Regions from separate parts of the Homo sapiens genome. Here region 2 is linked to region 1. A link is a contact called in ENCODE Hi-C data. All regions are on one chromosome and are shown on one strand. The core of a region is the stretch at or near the end of the contact, and the rest is flanking DNA. Distances in the headings are between cores, read along the strand shown.

The links. A loop is a pair of places that touch in the nucleus more often than their neighbours do. Pooled maps may share reads with other maps.
Region 2: a pooled map shows a loop between it and region 1 (10-fold over the local background). The contact joins two enhancer-like sites. A Hi-C loop is called at or near these places in 10 of 37 single-sample maps with no recorded cell type and 13 of 50 pooled maps.

Annotation. Positions count from the first base shown.
Region 1 is chr1:66,367,804-66,373,723 of GRCh38, forward strand. It overlaps PDE4B (phosphodiesterase 4B), which reads left to right. Exons shown (of 17, transcript NM_002600.4): 14 at 1-47; 15 at 140-262; 16 at 984-1,166; 17 at 4,510-5,920. The coding sequence ends at 4,875. Among named protein-coding and RNA genes, the nearest start is that of SGIP1, 160 kb to the right of the region's middle. RefSeq lists enhancers at 5,018-5,107, 5,478-5,527. Within about 2 kb of position 3,573, at least 14 of the 41 ENCODE cell types and tissues checked have a DNase peak (open chromatin) inside an H3K27ac peak, as active enhancers do.
Region 2 is chr1:67,335,461-67,341,380 of GRCh38, forward strand. IL12RB2 (interleukin 12 receptor subunit beta 2) reads left to right here. Exons shown (of 17, transcript NM_001374259.2): 9 at 3,164-3,243. Among named protein-coding and RNA genes, the nearest start is that of IL12RB2, 31 kb to the left of the region's middle. RefSeq lists an enhancer at 3,446-3,525. Within about 2 kb of position 3,296, at least 4 of the 41 ENCODE cell types and tissues checked have a DNase peak (open chromatin) inside an H3K27ac peak, as active enhancers do.

The DNA.
Region 1 (5,920 bases), core at 2,323-4,822:
TCACCAAGAAGCAGCGTCAGACACTCAGGAAGATGGTTATTGACATGGTAAGACTTTAGCCTCTCTACATTCCTCACTTACTGCCATTCTCTCTGATAGACTGAATTTATTAAGAGTTTTCATTTTCTTTTTACCCAAGGTGTTAGCAACTGATATGTCTAAACATATGAGCCTGCTGGCAGACCTGAAGACAATGGTAGAAACGAAGAAAGTTACAAGTTCAGGCGTTCTTCTCCTAGACAACTATACCGATCGCATTCAGGTATTTGAGGAAAGTCTTTGATTTAACACAAAACCAAACCAAACTAAGCTGAACAACAATTAGAAAAAGAAAACAAAGATAAATTCAGTTATTGGTATATCCTAGGCTACTCCTATAGCTTAGGGCTTATTTTAAGAACAAGCTAAGGAAAATGGACATTCAAGTTTATCTTCTAATTTATGAGGAAAAATAATCTCTATTTGTGGAACTGCTTATTAGTTATATAAATAAATCGCAAAATCTATTTGTAATAGGGCATACGTGACTGTTGGTTCCAAAAGCTTGTGTTTGGATTTAAATCCCATTGACTTGAAGTTTGTTAGGTCTGTTTTGGATATACAAATTGCCATCAGCTGTTCTCCTCTTTCCACAAGTGGAAAATATGAAGTTATCTACTTTGAGTAATTCTTTGCATTCTTTCCAAACTGAGAAAAGGAAATGATAGCAGCATCTGACCTCTAATGTTCCTTCCAATTTTTAAATTCAATGACTGTCGGTCTAAGAAGACACACGTTTTCCCCTTTGGGACTCTATAAAAGTAAATAACTGACCCAGGCTAGCATCATTGTAATTCCATTTTTTTTCGGTGCATATGTCATAATTATAATGCAACTAAAATGTTCTCGGGTTTAGTACCAAGCGTACTAGTATGAGAGGCATGAGATGTTCCGGCAGTATTTACACCTAATTTTATGAGATTTCCAAAACTTGATGATTTCAGGTCCTTCGCAACATGGTACACTGTGCAGACCTGAGCAACCCCACCAAGTCCTTGGAATTGTATCGGCAATGGACAGACCGCATCATGGAGGAATTTTTCCAGCAGGGAGACAAAGAGCGGGAGAGGGGAATGGAAATTAGCCCAATGTGTGATAAACACACAGCTTCTGTGGAAAAATCCCAGGTATCTAATATGAGATTTTCAAAGTTTTTGTGAGCTCTGCTGATTATAGAGCTGGAGGGTTCTATTTAATTCCGTTTTTCCAATAGAATATGTATATATGAAACAATAAGGAGACAACTACGCATTTTGTTCCATTATAGTCAGGACTCATGCGACTTCTCCATTACACTCAGTTTCACAGGGTGGGGAAAAGTAGTCATCAGAAACCCATCAAAATTTGGACTATGTGTCCCTAAATCATTTAGATAGTTGTCTCTGATGTTAGCAAATCCAGCTGAATAATATGAACATCAGTGTCTCCTCCATCCCAACCCTCTGGATTTCTCCTAGCTCTGTCTTCATTCAAGAACTCTACTCCTCATCCTTGCTTCCAGCCCTCTGTTTTTATCTTCTGTCCTTAATCAAGCCCACGGTGACCATCACCAGAGGCAGTCTCTTTTACTGCATAGTCAAAGCCCTGTCTTGTCTTCCCTCCCAAGGATGCTTCTATGCTTTTGAGAACATGCTGACATTTTCTGGTTGTGTCCAAAGCAACACATTCTGTGTGTGCTCAGGACAGGGGACAATAGTCTGGAGGGGTGAATACAGAAATGTCCAGATGCCAATAGCTGCAGAATATGCAGCAATGGAAAGTATCAGTATCCATACAAAGATTTTTCAAGAAAACGAATGGGCTGAGCCAAGTAGCTGAGATTGAGAATGAGTTCATAGACTGTCCAAGATCTTTATCCCAAAAACATTTGGATTGTTTATTTTCAGTATTTATCCTCTTTCCCTACTACCTGGATACTCCAAATTTGCATATACTTGTAATATTAATATACAGTTCCTTTGCAATATTTATTTTGTTGCTTCTTAGAGAAACCCAACTAAATGAGTTTAAAAAATCTGTGAAAGGGCTGGGCACAGTGGCTCATGCCTGTAATCCAGCACTTTGGGAGGCTGAGGTGGACGGATCACCTGAGGTCAGGAGTTCAAAACCAGCCTGGCCAACATGGTGAAACCCTGTCTCTACCAAAAACACACAAAAAATTGGTCGAGCATGGTAGTGTGTGCCTGTAGTCCCAGCTACTCGGGAAGCTGAGACAGGAAAATTGCTTGAACCCAGGAGGCGGACGTTGCAGTGAGCTGAGATTGTGCCACTGCATTCCAGCCTGGGCAACAGAGCAAGACTCTATCTCAAAAAAAAAAAAAAAAAAAAAAAAAAAAGAAAGAAATCTGTGAAAGTGCTCTGAAGTCTAATATACTGTAAAAATGCAAGTTAACATTGTTAATGAGGGTTAATTCGAATAGCCCAAAGGCTTAAGTGGAACAAGATATGAATCAGTAAGGAGGAATAACACCCTTTTATTAATAGCAGTGATGTTTTATGTTTATATGATGTTCTGTGGAGCATTTCACACATTTTCCATACATTATCTTACTTGGATCCCCAAACAGCCTTGCAAGATAGATAAAGTAGATATTTCCCCAGCATGTCAGGTGCAAAGCTGTCCTCTTGGTCCACTACAGCAGCTCTCTCATCCAAAGCTCTTCACTCTCCATCTTAGGGACAGGTCTTCCTGTTGCCATGACATCGTTATCCACTCTGGTATTTCCCACCAATGGGCTCTGCTGAACACTGTCTGATTGGCCCAGCAGTAAAGCTCTTTACTGGGTGCTCTCAGGATTCATACAGCTCTCTCGTCCTGTGATCTAGGGAATAAATAACTAGCAGCTACCTTTCAAAAACATTCTCAGCATTTCTTAGCAGAAGCAAAACAAGCGAAGAAAGGAAATGACTGCACTGTGTTCAGCTTATTCAATTTTCTCCATTACCTTGAGCTTGTTATTTTGGGTCCCTGGAAAACACCTTGAAAATAGTCTCTAACATTCATTAAGCACACATAAAGAAGTAAAAGGGAGGGAAAAGGAGTGGGTGGAAGTGAGAGAAATATCTGAATCATGTACGGTTGAGTTTTTGTAACCAGTATAGATCAGAGATTCCCTGACTTTGCTGTGAAACTTCCTTTTTAAGGCTAGGAAAGCACCAGAAAGAAGAAGAATAAGAAAATATATATATATCATACATATATATATACACACATCATACATATATATATATATATATACACACACATCATACTATATATATATATATATATATATATATATATATATATATAATTTTATTTATGAAAGAATCACATATGACCAAAGTTCTTGTGTACAGTACAACTTGGATGTATTAAATGACTGGCCAATTACCAACATGTTAATAAAGGAAAGTTTCCAGTAGTGTGGAAAGAGACCTATATAATGTCCCATGGGTGGGTGCCCTTTGACCATCTACCCCTAAATCCCAATGCAGCATCTCTGTAGCTCCCCAGACCATGGCAGGGGAATTCCCTTCCCTCATTCAACTAGTGCCTGTTCTTTCTCTCTACTTGTCCCCACCCCCAGTGTTTCCTGTTTGTCCAACAATGAGGAGGCCAGCGTAAGGCCACACTGCTAGCTCATGCAGGATGCATAGCCCCTGAGTAAACCATAACAGAGCCATAAGCCTGGTATTTAATCACAGGAACATCAGCAAAAGGAACTGCTTAATTGTTTTTTATTTTCCCTTCTTTCACCTGTTGGAAATGACTGCGTGCTCTGTAGATCCAAAACAATTGCATGGATGTCCACCGAGGGGATATGTGTTTCTTTCAGGGCTCAAAGTATTTTCACGTGTTTCATCAAACTCCTCTACCAGCCAAAAGCATTCCACAGAACTTGAGAAATTCCAGAGTAGTCAGGAGCCAGCTCCTCATCACTTTGGAATAGCAACATATTTTAAAGTTAACAAGGAAAAAATATTGAGTCAAAACACGTTAGACCTGGGCCTGCCTTCTTCAGAAAATGACTCACAGAATCCAAGTAGTGGCAAAGTCATTCTTTGTCTTTGGGTCCCTGGAAATCATGAGGATTCCATCCAGACTTCTTATCTGGCGCACATAAAAGGAAATGCAGTCTGTTGTAGCAAGATGAACACGGGCTTTGGAATCAGATGAAGCTGGGACTGAGTCCCAGCTCCACCAGTCACTAGTTATGTGACCTCTGACAAGATATTTAATCTCAATAAGTCGTAGTTTCTGCCTTTGTAAATAGTAAACAGCAATACTTACCTTCCAGGATTAAGAGAGAATACATCGATTGCATTCAGTGTAAGACCCACTGTATTGTGAGTGCCCAAATCATGGAATCCATTATGATTGATCTTTCTGAAGTTATTAATGTTCTTTCTTTGCATGGAAACCAGGAAACCTTGTTTACTTTTCAAGCACCATCACAATAACAGATGTGTCATCTTATTTTTCTCCAGGTTGGTTTCATCGACTACATTGTCCATCCATTGTGGGAGACATGGGCAGATTTGGTACAGCCTGATGCTCAGGACATTCTCGATACCTTAGAAGATAACAGGAACTGGTATCAGAGCATGATACCTCAAAGTCCCTCACCACCACTGGACGAGCAGAACAGGGACTGCCAGGGTCTGATGGAGAAGTTTCAGTTTGAACTGACTCTCGATGAGGAAGATTCTGAAGGACCTGAGAAGGAGGGAGAGGGACACAGCTATTTCAGCAGCACAAAGACGCTTTGTGTGATTGATCCAGAAAACAGAGATTCCCTGGGAGAGACTGACATAGACATTGCAACAGAAGACAAGTCCCCCGTGGATACATAATCCCCCTCTCCCTGTGGAGATGAACATTCTATCCTTGATGAGCATGCCAGCTATGTGGTAGGGCCAGCCCACCATGGGGGCCAAGACCTGCACAGGACAAGGGCCACCTGGCCTTTCAGTTACTTGAGTTTGGAGTCAGAAAGCAAGACCAGGAAGCAAATAGCAGCTCAGGAAATCCCACGGTTGACTTGCCTTGATGGCAAGCTTGGTGGAGAGGGCTGAAGCTGTTGCTGGGGGCCGATTCTGATCAAGACACATGGCTTGAAAATGGAAGACACAAAACTGAGAGATCATTCTGCACTAAGTTTCGGGAACTTATCCCCGACAGTGACTGAACTCACTGACTAATAACTTCATTTATGAATCTTCTCACTTGTCCCTTTGTCTGCCAACCTGTGTGCCTTTTTTGTAAAACATTTTCATGTCTTTAAAATGCCTGTTGAATACCTGGAGTTTAGTATCAACTTCTACACAGATAAGCTTTCAAAGTTGACAAACTTTTTTGACTCTTTCTGGAAAAGGGAAAGAAAATAGTCTTCCTTCTTTCTTGGGCAATATCCTTCACTTTACTACAGTTACTTTTGCAAACAGACAGAAAGGATACACTTCTAACCACATTTTACTTCCTTCCCCTGTTGTCCAGTCCAACTCCACAGTCACTCTTAAAACTTCTCTCTGTTTGCCTGCCTCCAACAGTACTTTTAACTTTTTGCTGTAAACAGAATAAAATTGAACAAATTAGGGGGTAGAAAGGAGCAGTGGTGTCGTTCACCGTGAGAGTCTGCATAGAACTCAGCAGTGTGCCCTGCTGTGTCTTGGACCCTGCCCCCCACAGGAGTTGTACAGTCCCTGGCCCTGTTCCCTACCTCCTCTCTTCACCCCGTTAGGCTGTTTTCAATGTAATGCTGCCGTCCTTCTCTTGCACTGCCTTCTGCGCTAACACCTCCATTCCTGTTTATAACCGTGTATTTATTACTTAATGTATATAATGTAATGTTTTGTAAGTTATTAATTTATATATCTAACATTGCCTGCCAATGGTGGT
Region 2 (5,920 bases), core at 2,046-4,545, 970 kb after region 1:
GTGAAGTCTGAGGCAAGGTCATCTCTTTTTCATATTGGTGGCTTCTTCCACTTTAACCCTACAGTTTTTTCCTTTACAGACAAAGTATTTTCATCTGACTTCCATTTCTCATATTTGTATGCTTAGTCATTTGTACCCATTTCTTTTGAAATCACTTGAACATACTGGCCTTTGGCTTTTTTTTTCTCATGTGCCTATAATAGTTTTATCTGTATTTGGCTAGATAACATTGAGGTTAGAACTTTTAGTGACTCTGTGACAGTTGAATGTCAAAGATTCTCCTCCCTATTAGCCCTTGTGTTGCTTTAAGCAGCAGTGATTTTACACCCCTGGTCATGAAATGTTACACTTTTTAGAGACTCATGCAGATTCAACTAATGATTTCTCTCCCATGAAGGTATACATTGCAGGTAGGCACCATTAACATTTCAGTTTACTTGCAATTTACCTTGTGAAAAGAATATAATTCTAGAATTTGATTCTTAGCTCTGTAATAATCTGTTAGGTTGTGGATTTTTAATGAGTCAGTGAGTGTCCCCTTTAGATTTCTTACCAATATGTAATTAACTGAAGACATGTACTGCTGTGGTACAAGTCAACTGGCTTTGACACTGAGCACACCCGGGTTTCCAAACCCTGATTTTACAAATGTCTGGATTATCTAGTTTGTGGAGTAGTCAGGTCTTGGTCAATGTAGTGAACTGTAATGGGAAAAGCAGGGTCTTCGGGGAAAGCAAGACCTGGGTCCAGTCCTCAGCTTTGCCATTTACCAGACCCAGGTCTTTTGTAAATCATTTAACTTTTGCCAGCCTCCTTGTCCTCAGCTGTAAAGCAGATGTAATCATATGCACCCTTGCGTTGTGTGAGGGTTAAACGAGATGATGTATATAGTGTCCGGACACCACCTGACAGTAGGTGGTTAGTGAACGTCATATCCCCTTTCCTTTGTTGCCTGTGCTTTTTTTCTTTTTGCATCTAAGCTAGCAGATAGAAGTCCCAGGTTTGATTCCTGGGCCACTCTTCATATTCCTGGAGAATTAAGAGCATTTTCAAAATGTTTTACATAAGTGTTGCTTACCTCTAAGTCCTCACTGCAAAGGTAAATACTACTGCAAAGGAGAGAAAAGAAAAGAAGTGAATGTTTAGAAAAAAACAAAAAAGAAAGTAGAGCAAGAAAGGCAGGAAAAGGAAGTAATGAAGGAGAGGATAGAACAAAAAGAAGGCCCAACTGATGGGGGATGGAAGTATCGCAGAGAAACCATTAGCTTTCTCAGAGCCAGGCACCTGCACGGTGCAGAGCCAAGGCTATGGGCTCTGGGATAAAACGGATTTGTGTTCAAAGCCTGGCATCTCTGATGATTAGTTCTGGGACCTTAAGCAAGTTCCTTAACCTTTCAGCACTTCAGTTTTCAAATGCGGGAAACAGCAAGAGCTACACTTGCTGAGCACTCACCATGTGTCAGCACGCTCCACTGAAATTCCCACTCCACCCTGTGTGATATGTGGAATTATCACCCTCATCTGACAGATGAGGGAGCTAGCCGAAGGATGTGGTTAGCATTTGTTCAAAGTCACAGAGCTGGGCTTACCCCGCAGACCTGGCTCTGAAGCTCACACTGACTACTGCAGGAGGAGGGGAGATGGAGCTGTGGATGGGCCCACACAGCACCTGCCCTCTACATGTGGGTACTTACGCTCCCTTTCTTTCTCTTTTGCTCTTCTCTTATCTCCTGTTATCCAGGTGGTGGGACTTAATTTTCTAGAAATTTCCATCTGGTTAGATGGAACTTTCTAACCTAGGAAAAAACCCCAGCGCAGCCTCCCCTCAAATACACTCTAAGTTTCACTGTTGAGGAAATTAGCTTGGTGCAGCTGAAGCCTGTTTTCAGGAGTTGTTTCTGCTGGTTCCACTCCTGGCTGTAAATCAAAACAAATCTAAGTGACTTGATGGTAGAGGAAACAAAATGACTTCACTCACTCACGTGAGCATGAACTCATGCACACACACACTCACACTTACACATACAGGAGTTGATTATTTAGTCTCTTTGCAAGTATGTTTGGTTGAAATTAAGTTGGGCCATATTTGACCATTGTCTTACAGATTGGTGGTTATTTATTTAATCAGTTCAGCCTGTGTTTTGGCATTAAATAGATAATATCACATGATTTGTTCATTCATTACTTAACAATTATTAGGAGCCTATTATATTCTAAGTGCTGCGCTGGGTATGTGGCATATTAAATGAGATAGGACTTCCCTTTAAGTACATCATTGTCTAATGATCACACACCAAATAATTGTACTATACCATGATAAGTCTAGGAATGGAGATGAACACAAGGTTTGTCATTTATATTAGTGTATTTTTACAAGACCAAAAAGTGTTTTTCTATATGAGTTGTATCTTCTCTGTTGAGAATTCTTTCTGCATTCTAGTAAAAAAAAAAAAAAAAGAAAAGAAAAGAAAAGAAAAGAACCACATATACTTTATTTTTATTTTTTTGCTCTGTCTTATGGTGCTAAAGCCACATGTACTTTCCTTGGGTTATTTTAATAACACATGTTTTAAGAGTAAGTTAAGGCCGGGTGCAGTGGCTCATGCCTATGTAATCCCGGCACTTTGGGAGGCCAAGGTGGGTGGATCTCTTGAGCTCAGGAGTTCAAGACCAGCCGGGGCAACATGATGAAAGCCTGTCTGTATAAAAAATACAGAAATTAGCCAGGCGTGGTGGTACGCACCTGTAGTCCCAGCTATGTGGGAGGCTGAGGCAGGAGGATTGCTTGAGCCTGGGAGGTGGAGGTTGCAGTGAGCTGAGATCGTGCCACTGCATCACTGCATTCCAGCCGAGGCAACAGAGCAAGATCCTGTCTCAAAAAAAAAAAAAAAAAAAAAAAAAAAAAAAAAAAAAGTAAGTTAAGAAACAAATTCCTCATCATTTTTTTTTAAATTTGTTTTTAAGGTAACCTTGTTTTTCTGACTTTTTGGCCAAAGATATATATGTTCATTGTTAAACAAGAAAAAGAAAAAATACTGGGACACACACAAATAATTGAAGTTATCCTCTAATTCTACTCTTCCAGAATTGTTTACTGAATGACCAGTTAACTTTCAAAGTAGTAAATATATGAAAATATGTCTTTTTTTCTCCTTTGAAACAGAGCCTACTGGGATGTTAGATGTCTGGTACATGAAACGGCACATTGACTACAGTAGACAACAGATTTCTCTTTTCTGGAAGGTGAGTTTTAAGCGTCAACTTAAAACTCAAGGGAATAAAACTGAAGGCAGAAAAAGACCTATTTGCATAGTGGCTTTTATATGAAGCTTCAATGATTTTGCTAGAGCTCATTTTCTCACATTCATGACACACCACAGTGTCATGTGCCTTTGGTGGATAGGGGTGAGAGCTGAGTTCCTTCTTCCACACAGTCACATCGTTTCAATCCCACTTCCTATAAGATCAAGGTCTTTTTCCATCCCTGGCATTTCCACCCTCTGACCCCAACTACTTCATCTCTTCTGACTGTTGTCCCCTTTCTGCCCACCCCCACCTCTCCTACATAAATATGCCCAGCAGTAACCATGTCACTTCACTTATTCACTCTTTGGGAAACAAAAGATGAAAAAGCTGTGGATGTGGATATTTAATAATGTTTGTTAAGTCATTGAAGAGGGAGAAGGAGGAAAGAAAGCTGCTCTACTTTAGGAATAGTAATAGTGGTAGAAAATAATACAAACAGGCCAGGTGCAGTGGCTCACGCCTGTAATCCCAGCACTTTGGGAGGCCAAGGCAGGCGGATCACTTGAGGTCAGGGGTTAGAGACCAGCCTGGCCAGCATGGTGAAACCCCGTCTCTACTGAAAATACAAAAATTAGCCGGGCATGGTGGCATGCGCCTGTAATCCCAGCTACTGGGGAGGCTGAGGCACGAGAATCACTTGAACCCGGGAGGCAGGGGTTGCAGTGAGCCAAGATCATGCCACTGCACTCGAGCTTGGGTGACAGAGTGAGACTACGTTTCAAAAAAAAAAAAAAAAGAAAATCATACAAACAGGAATAGAAAGCAGCCCTTCCTCAGGAATGGTAATAAAACAGTAGTAAATTAGACAACTTTCCAGAAAACAGTGAAGCCTGACATTATCATAGAATGCGAAAGTTTCACAAAGCACTGAAAGCTGGCATTACCATTTTATTTAATCCTCACAAAAATCCCCTGAGGTAAGTACTGGTACGCCCACTTACCAGTGAATGAGAAAACGAATGAATGAGTGAATGAAAAAACGAGTATCAGAGAGAGGAAAGAGAGGAAGTTCTTGCCCAAAGTCACCCAGCTACTGAGCACAGACCTGAGACTGAAACCTTATCCAGAACTGCTGCATCGTGACTCATCTTTGTTGAAGGAAAATGCTGTGCGATTCGAATTGAGCTACTGATTGGCATGCTCATAAGAGGTTTCCTGGTGAACTGCACTCTTTATTTCTCAGGACTCACATCCTCTTCACTACACCTCTTCCAGTTGAGGATAGAAAGTTTTGGAATTATGAATCTGAATGAGCACAAAACCAGAAGAGTAAGAATAACAATTATAAAGTCCTCTGATGGGGTTCACATGATGGGTTTTGATCATTGCACACTTCTTCAGTTTTAAGAAATGAGTGATTTCTTCTTCTTTCTCCTCCCTGTCTCTCTCACACACACATAAAACGTCTGGTATAAGAAGAGACTACTATAAATAGCCTGGTGAATCATGATCAGGCTCTTCACTTTGAAACTAACACTGCAGCTCAAAATTTATTTTAAAATGAATCTACTTTCAATAGCAAGACAATTCTCAAAGCAGGACATTTAGAACAGCCATAATTTGTGAATATTATAGAAGAACCCAGCCTAATTATTTCCTTTTCACGAGCAAGTGACTGGTTAAAACCAAAATTCCTCCTCTCATGTAAAGGTTTCTCCTCCAAAAATGTCCTCAACAGTGATCTGGAAAGATATGCTACGTGTTAATCTATTCCACGCCTCTCAACTCAAGGGTTTCTCTCAGTAGAATGAGGGTAATGATACAGGTATCTGCAAAGCTGACAAGACCATTGTGGGGATCAGCAAATGAGAGGACACAAATGTAAAAATCACAAGGGCCACCAGTGTAAAATTCAGCAGTGCTGCATGATGCGTGTTTATCCTGACAGTGAAAGCTCCATGCCTGCGTGCTTTTCACTGTAACAAACAGAGTTTATAGTGGACATCATCTTGGTTCTCTGAAACCAGCACCAGAGTGAAGTCAAAATAAGTATGTGTTGGCCATGAGTGATGCTTGGTAAATGTGAGTATGTGATTTCTTCTCTGCTGCCCTGATTTTATTTCTATCTTCACAAGGCTTAGGTTCTATAATGAGGTCTTGGAATTTGGAGGGACTTCAAAGCTCTTCTAGTTCAGCCTTCCTTTCATTATAAACATGGCTCCTACTCCTGCCAGGACAGACAGATGTCTCAGTGGGGATATTCTGGGACAGGGAGAATCTCACTTTGTAGTCTGCCCATGCCATGGTTGAACATCTCTTATTGTTTAGAAAATGTTTCCTTTTGTGTAGCCAGAATTGTGGGCCCAAGAAGGATGCTTGGGGTTGGAACTGGCTTAGAAGAAACCAAAAAGGGCAAGGCACAGTGGCTTACGCCAGTAATAATCCCATAATCCCTAATCCCAGCACCTGGGGAGGTCGAGGTGGGCAGATCACTGAAGTCCAGGAGTTTGAGACCATCCTGGCAGACATGGTGAAACCCTGTCTCTACCAAAATACAAAAAAATCAGCTGGGTGTGGTGATGCCCACCTGTAATCTCAGCTACTTGGGAGACTGAAGCAGGAGAATCCCTTGAACCCGGGAGGCAGAGGTTGCAGTGAGCTGAGATCGTGCCAT